Linked DNA regions of Homo sapiens: region 1 is linked to region 2. Evidence: read pairs that join two places in POLR2A ChIA-PET (ENCODE). Cell type or tissue: MCF 10A. All regions are shown on one strand.

Region 1 (4,000 bases), 89 kb before region 2:
CACTCACTGCAAGCTCCGCCTCCTGGGTTCACGCCATTCTCCTGCCTCAGCCTCCCGAGCAGCTGGGACTACAAGTGCCGGCCACCACTCCCGGCTAATTTTTTGTATTTTTAGTAGAGACAGGGTTTCACCATGTTAGCCAGGATGGTCTCGATTTCCTGACCTCGTGATCTGCCTGCTTCAGCCTCCCAAAGTGCTGGGATTACAGGTGTGAGCCACCGCACTCGGCCCATGTTATTTATTTTTTAAAAAGAAAAAGGCTGGGCACAGTCGCTCACACCTGTAATCCCAGCACCTTGGGACGCCAAGGCGGAGAGATAACTTGAGATCAGGAGTTCGGGACCAGTCTGGCCAACATGGTGAAACCCCGTCTCTACTAAAGATACAAAAATTAGCTTGGCATGGTGGTGTGCAACTGAAGTCCCAGCTACTTAGGAGGCTGAGGCAGGAGAATTGCTTGAACCCAGGAGGCAGAGGTTGCAGTGAGCCAAGATCGCTCCACTTTTCTCCAATGACAAGGTCTTACTCTATACATATTCCTATATACTGTGCTTGAAATTCTCACAGATATAATACTGTTTATCCTCTCATGCACCAGTCTGCCAGCCCCAGGTGCCTTGGAGTTCCATGAAAAAATGGACAAAGATTTACATGCTCTACAACCAGACTCTGGGATTGAATCCAGCTCTATCCCCTTTACTAGCTGTGCAATCCTGGATCTGTTTCATCTTTCCTTGCCTCACTTACATCTGTAAAATGCAGATTATAATCATACCTCCCCCTAGGATTGTAGGGAATAATTAAATGGTTAATACATGGAATGTACTTAGAACGACTGTAAGCACAGATATGCACTCAGGTTACCTCTTATTATCAGATGTACTATAATCTTAAATTTATTCAAAATTGCTACTGACTGAAAAATACGTGATTTTGGTGGGTGTGGGGAGGAAGTAGCGAAAAATAAAAAGTCCTAGCTGGAAAAGCAAATATAACTGTTCAAGGGCTATTAAAATGCAATGATCAAGAGACAAGGAATGAGAGACACATTTACCCAGGGGAAGAACCAAAACATAGCTAGCCTCAAATGCCAAGTAAAAAGAAAAGTAAACTTTATCTCTGCAAATGGGAAGCCACTGCATGTTTCTAAGCAGGCAAACTGTTGGGATAAGGGGATGGATCAGGATGGGCAAGACAAAGTTAGGAAGCTATCACATTTGAGGTGAACAGACCCTGGAACAGAATCATTCAGTCAGCAAGACATGCACCTATCATATTTAAGGTCTTTAAGGAGTTTGTTTACCTGTAAGATTGGGGAAAGGACCCAGGCGTGGTGGCTCACATCTAAAATCCCAGCACTCTGGGAGGCTGAGGTGGGGAGATCACCTGAGGTCAGGAGTTCGAGACCAGCCTGGCCAAAATGGTGAAACCCCGTCTCTACTAAAAATACAAAAAAATTAGCCGGGTGTGATGGCGCAGGCCTGTAATCCCAGTTACTCAGGAGGTTGAGGCAGGAGAATCGCTTGAACCTGGGATATGGAGGTTGCAGTGAACCAAGATTGTGCCAGTGCACTCCAGACCGGGCAACAGAGTGAGATTCTGTCTCAAAAAAAAAAAAAAAAAGATTGGGATGGGGGTGTCACATGCAGAGATCTATATAATACATGTCAGAACTCAGCACCACCAGAGTGGTACAATGGCAAAGGCCACTTACAACTAGAGGAACAAAGTAAGGTTTTCAGGAGGAAGACTTAGTAGTTAACCTGGCTCTGGCCAGGCGTGGTGGCTCACGCCTGTAATCCCAGCACTTTGGGAGGCCGAGGCGGGTGGATCACGAGGTCAGGAGTTTGAGACCATCCTGGCCAACATCATGAAACCCCGTCTCTACTAAAAATACAAAACAAAATTAGCTGGGCGTGGTGGCGTGTGCCTGTAATCCCAGCTACTCAGGAGGCTGAGGCAGGAAAATTGCTTGAACCAGGGAGTCGGAGGTTGCAGTGAGCTGAGATTGCGCCACTGCACTCCAGCCTGGCAACAGAGCGAGACTCTGTCTCAAAAAAAAAAAAAACCCACAAGTAAAATTGTACAGGTAGATATGAGAAAAGGAGCTTTCCTCACTAGGCATCCAATAGCAATGGAAATAGAACTCACAGGAGTGAAATCTGAAACTGCTTTACACATACATGGCATTCAACAAATAACTGACTAGACGTAGAAGTGACGAAGAGGAAAGGAATCAAGGTTTCAAAACTAAGTGACTACGAAATCTAAGAAATCAGTTTGACACTAAGTATAGTAAAGCTAAGAAGAAGGTATAATTTAGATGAAATTTTTAATTCAGTTTTGGATACTTCAGTTTGCTCATGCTGGAGAATCCATGAAGGCACATTCAACCTTTGAAGACTTTTTCTTTTTTTAATTACAAATTGGAAGTAGCTACTAGATTTGACACAGAGTTCAGAAACTTATTTTCAACCAAACTTCCTAATTAGAAATAACATTACCAATTTTGGAAATCTTTAGAAAATTAAAAAGATGCCTATCCAAAATGTCCATATTATGATTCTCCTAGTTAAAGAAAATAAATTAGTAGCTGCTTTGCAGCTTATACTAATCCAATAGCAATTTATAAACACCATTAACAAATGGCAACCCTCTTCCTTCCCACAAGGCCACTTGGTCATTCTTAAGTAGAAAGTTCCTCACAAGCTCACAAGGAGCCCCTCTGCCCGGCCAGCCGCCCCGTCCGGGAGGGAGGTGGGGGGGTCAGCCCCCCGCCCGGCCAGCCGCCCCGTCCGGGAGGGAGGTGGGGGGTTCAGCCCCCCGCCCGCCAGCCGCCCCATCCGGGAGGGAGGTGGGGGGGTCAGCCCCCCGCCCGGCCAGCCGCCCCGTCTGGGAGGGAGGTGGGGGGGTCAGCCCCCCACCCGGCCAGCCGCCCCGTCCGGGAGGGAGGTGTGGGGGTCAGCCCCCCGCCTGGCCAGCCGCCCGTCCGGGAGGTGAGGGGCGCCTCTGCCCGGCCGCCCCTACTGGGAAGTGAGGAGCCCCTCTGCCCGGCCACCGCCCCGTCTGGGAGGTGTGCCCAGCGGCTCATTGAGAACGGGCCATGATGACAATGGCGGTTTTGTGGAATAGAAGGGGGCGAAGGGTGGGGAAAGGATTGAGAAGTCGGATGGTTGCCGTGTCTGTGTAGAAGGAGGTAGACATGGGAGACTTTTCATTTTGTTCTGTGCTAAGAGAAGTTCTTCTGCCTTGGGATCCTGTTGATCTGTGACCTTGCCCCCAACCCTGTGCTCTCTGAAACATGTGCTGTATCCACTCAGGGTTGAATGGATTAAGGGCGGTGCAAGATGTGCTTTGTTAAACAGATGCTTGAAGGCAGCATGCTCCTTAAGAGTCATCACCACTCCCTAATCTCAAGTACCCAGGGACACAAACACTGCGGAAGGCCGCAGGGTCCTCTGCCTAGGAAAACTAGAGACCTTTGTTCACTTGTTTATCTGCTGACCTTCCCTCCACTATTGTCCTGTGACCCTGCCAAATCCCCCTCTGCAAGAAACACCCAAGAATGATCAATAAAAATAAAAAAATAAAAAGAAACCCTCATTTGGGCTCAGAGCAAAAAAAAAAAAAAAAAAAAAAGAAAGTTCCTCACAAAATGCATCTTATTCCCAAACCACTTATAAGCAACATTAGCAGCTTGCCACAATCAGCATTCTATTTTTGTTTTTAGAGATGGGGTCTTACTGTCACCCAGGCTGGAATGCAGTGGCATGATCATAGCAATCCTCCTGCCTCAGCCTCCCAAAGTGGTGGGATTACATGTGCAAGCCACCATGCCCAGTCTATCTCAAAATAAAATAAAATAAGCAATTAAAAAAAAACACTAACTGTGAAAAGCTTTAAAATTTTTAGAAGAAAACAGAAGAGAATATCTGTATGAATTCAGGGTGAGGAAGGATTTCAAACAAAATTCTATAAGTACAAACCATAAAGGTAAAGA
Region 2 (4,000 bases):
TCAGGTTCAGCCAAACCAGGACAGACCCAGCCACCCTTGTTTCCAGCCCAGCCTACAAGCCTCCTGAAACCCACCAGTCTGATGGTAGCCTCCCCTCCCTGTTCTCCCAGGTCCCACACCCAGACAGTCCCCTAGAAGCATCCTCGCTGGCATGGGGAGGAGCCCACCCACAGCCCATTGGCCCCACCTTATCCTGGGCTCTCCGCACCCACACGAACTGTTTCATCCTGTGCCCACACCCCAAGGGGCAGGGAGGTGACAGGATTAGGCTCAGGACTCCATGGGGGTGTGGGGATGGGGCCACCTCCCCCCTGAGTCAATGGGAACAGAACTTGGGTCTTCAATAATCATGTTCTTCCCTCCCCTTCCAGGAAGAAAGAGAAATCGCCTCCCTCCAAAACCAAGCCCAACCAGAAACCTGTCCCCACCCCCTCATCAGCTGCTCCCAGATCCGAATGGGATTTGCAGAAGTCCTGAGCACTGGTGGTTGGTGGGGTGAGGGAGGGGAGGGGAGCTTTGGTGGTCTAAGGTGTGGGCAGAAAGAGAGAAAAAAAGAGAGTAAGGGGGGAGGTATCAAAGCCTCAGGCTGGGGAATGATGTGGCAGGTCCAGGGAGTGCCGGCTTGGAGCCTTTACCTCATTCTCTAGTGGGAGATTGGGGCCCAGAGAGGCTGGGAAGGAGGGCAGGCAGGAGAAGCAGATTTACTTCTGTCCCCCTCCTCCCCGAATCAGGCTGGGTGGGCTCCAGAGTAGGCCTGGCTGCAGGGGAGGCGGCCCACTCCCCAGCTCCCGCCCTCACCCCAAACAATGCCGCCTCCCCCTCCCCCTCGCCTTTATCCGGCGGGTTACTTGGCAGCAGCGGCTAGAGACCTCCCTCTCTCCTCCCCTCCCTCCTTTCCCCTCCCCGCCGGCCCGCAGCAGCAACAGGCCCTTTGCGCGGCAGCTGGACGGATGGGGTGGGGGCGAGGTCTGGGCCAGGGCCTGAGGGTACGGGCACTAAGGCCGAGGCGTCGGTATGCAGGGCCCAGGCCTGAGAATATGGACCCCCGACACACTCAGGCTGGGGTCACATGTGCCACGGGGGATGGGGAAGGGGACGGAAGCCCTAGCTCAGTAGAAGAGGATCTTCAAGGCCCGGGGTGAATCGGGAAGGGACGTGGGGGCGGGGAAGCTGAGATGGCACTAAGCTGGGGCAGAAGGGTCACCCCAACAACTCCCGCGCGGGGTCCCTGCGGCTCCCGACGCCCGATGCGTCCGGCACCCGGGGTGGGGGAGGGGGCAGCTGTCAGAGGATGCATCGCGAGCCTGGAGCCGCCGCCGCCGCAGCCTTTATTTTTAAACTTCCAAGTGGTCAGAGGGCGCGGCAGCGGAGGGGTCCCCGCCCAGCCGGCCGGCCTCATCCTCGGCCGCCCTGCAGCCCCTCCATCTACCCCCATCTCGCCTCCGCGTGGCTCCCGGCATACCTGGGGGTGCGCCCGCCCCCAGCTCCGCACGCGGGCCGCTCTCCATGGCTGCGGCGTCACTGGGGGTCTCGGGGTCTCAGCGGCGGCGGCGGCGGCGGCCAGTGGCCAGGACAGGGGTCCCGCGGCGCATCACGCCCGGCCCGGCCCGGCCCGGCAAGTAGCGACTCGGAGGCGGGGGCGCTCCGGGGAAGGTCGAGGCAGGTGGCCCGCGAGTCTCGGAGGTGCCGGTCGCCCGGGGTCTCTCGGCTGCGGTCGCGAACCCGTTCCCCGCCCGGCGCCGGCCCAGTCCCGGCCTCGGCCCAACCCTATTGTACCGCCCGGGCTGGGCCTGGCCTCTCGCTGGCGCGTACCAAGTTCGAGGCGGGGGGGTCCACCCCAGCAGCGCCCCGGGACCCAGCCCCCCGCGCCCGCGCCGTCCGCGCCGTTCGCGCCGCCCCCGCCCCGGAGCCCCGCGCCCGCAGCCTCCCGGCGCCTCTCCCACGGCCACGGCCGAGCGGGCTCCACGGCTCCAGGAGTTCGCCGCGCTAGCTGCCTCCCCCTGCGTCCGCGTCTTGGTACGCGCCGCAGCGCCTGAGGACTAAGTAGGGAGCGCTCGGGTGACTCACCCGCCGCGGGGACTGGGGGAGAGGGGGAGCAGGGCTGGGACTCCCCTTTCCCACCCTGGAGTTTGGGGGCTCTGGCACTGGGGCTGAGAGGGCAGCTTCGAGTCCAAATTCTCGCTCAAACCCACCTAAACCAAAGCGGCCCGGGGGACGTCGGGAGGCATGAAGGAGAGTCACAAGGAGACCCCTGAAAGGGTTTCGCTTTCTCTCCCCTGCTGATGGCTGGGCTGGGGACAGGTCTGGGAGCCTTGCTGCCGCCCTTGCTCCGGCATTCTGCGCTTGTGTCTTCCCTGCTCCTCTGGGGGTAATTACAGCCCTGCGCAGCTGCCTTACCCAGGTCTCTAATCTGCTGGGTCCCTCCCGGCTCCAAACTGGGTGGTCCTAGCCCTGGACCTCCCCCACCCCCACCAGACGACCCCGCCAATCACCCCAGAAGGATTTTCTCCCAGTGGTCTGTCGATGAGGGGGTGGTGACCCCCTCCAGAATCCACTCCCCAAAGTAGCCCTGCTTCCCAGCCCTCCAGAATGGACTCCCAGCCCCCTTGTTGGTGCCAGCTGAGGTGAGGGCTTCAAGCCAAGCCAGGCCCAGCCCGGGGCAGAGTGGGGAGCTTGCTGGGAAGGTGGATGGATGATGGTGGTGCTGCTGCAGGGACTTGGGTTGCGGGGGAGGAGGAGGGGCAGCTGTGCCCTGCCCACCCTGGCCCTGCCCTTTGTCCTGACTTCTAGAAGGTCAGTTCTCTAGTTCTTCATTGTCCAGAGATTAGGCCCAGTGAGATACTGTCCCCCTTGCCCCCCTTCCCTCCAGTTTCTCCTTCCTTTAAGCAGCTCCAGAAAGCGGCCATTTGGAGGGATAGAGTGGGAAACAAAAGGGTCAGGGGCTCAGGCAACCTGGGAGCAGCCTGTCCTGGGATGTGTGCGTATCTGGGGGCTTGGACACTCTTGGGAAGGCCTGGGAAGGGAATAGTGTCCCCTCTGGCCCAAAAACATTAGAAAAGGATGATGATAGAAGGGCGGCAACTGGAGCCAGTAACCTTGAGCTAGTGACTTAACTTTTCTAAAATCTAATTTGCTCTCCTACAAAATCAGAAAAATAGTAGTGCCATGAGGTATCTTGGGGTCTTTGTAAAGATTAAATAAGGCAATGGAAATGAAGTGCTGAGCACAGAACCTGGCATCTAGGAAGTGCTCAGTAAACAAGTATAATGGTGATGAAGGCATTGATGAGTAAAAGTGGAAGGACGAGGAGCAGATCCCCCATCTTTGTGTCAGTCATCTTATCTGCAGGGTGGGGGGACTGCGGGGATGACGGAGTTCATGACAGTCCTTTGTGAGGTCAGGGGCCTCACAGCCTGCCTCTTCCAGAGCTGGACAGGCCAGACCTGACTCAGGCAGTGACCAGACTCAGGAGAATTCAGGAACACGTATGGGGAGAGAGCCCTCTGGAATGGTTCTTCTCCCACCTCCCACCCCTTGTCTTGAGATTACTGCAGGGATGGAGATGGATGGATGGATGGATGGGAGTCGCGAGATACCCACATTGGCTACGGCTCAAGACTAGTGGCTGGCTGTGGTGGCTCACACTGTAATCCCAGCAATTTGGGAGGCCAAGGTGGGAGGATCCTTGAAGTCAGGAGTTCGAGATCAGCCTGGCCAACATGGTGAAACCCTGTCTCTGCCAAAAATACAAAAGTTAGCCAGGTGTGGTGGTGGGTGCCTGTAATCCCAGCTACTCCAGAGGCTGAGGCAGGAGAATCGTTTGAACCCCAGAGGCGGAGGTTGCAGTGAGCCAAGATCATGCCACTGCACTTCAGCCTGAGCAACAGAATGAGACCCTGCCACAACAAAACAAACAAACAGCCAAACAAACAAAAGGAATAGTGGAGGTGGAAATGGCAGCTAAAAATGAACAGATAGGCCAGGGACAGCCCACGTAGGA

The links. Peaks named below come from ENCODE experiments on the same cell type or tissue, not always from the same donor. Only the 100,000 strongest peaks of a DNase experiment are listed, where the experiment ranks them.
Region 1: POLR2A ChIA-PET joins it to region 2 with 10 read pairs; 14 of 35 experiments call an interaction of 5 or more read pairs at or near these places.

What each region holds. Positions count from the first base shown.
Region 1 is chr1:36,242,791-36,246,790 of GRCh38, reverse strand. The region is part of intron 1 of THRAP3 (thyroid hormone receptor associated protein 3); the gene reads right to left. Among named protein-coding and RNA genes, the nearest start is that of THRAP3, 20 kb to the right of the region's middle. In MCF 10A, no CTCF peak of the experiment used is centred here; a DNase peak (open chromatin) is centred at 2,170.
Region 2 is chr1:36,153,926-36,157,925 of GRCh38, reverse strand. MAP7D1 (MAP7 domain containing 1) reads right to left here and starts at 1,766. Exons shown (of 17, transcript NM_001388490.1): 1 at 1,463-1,766. The coding sequence starts at 1,508. It also overlaps a transcript of TRAPPC3 not described here. RefSeq lists silencers at 705-834, 1,575-1,964. In MCF 10A, no CTCF peak of the experiment used is centred here; DNase peaks (open chromatin) are centred at 875, 1,785 and 2,045.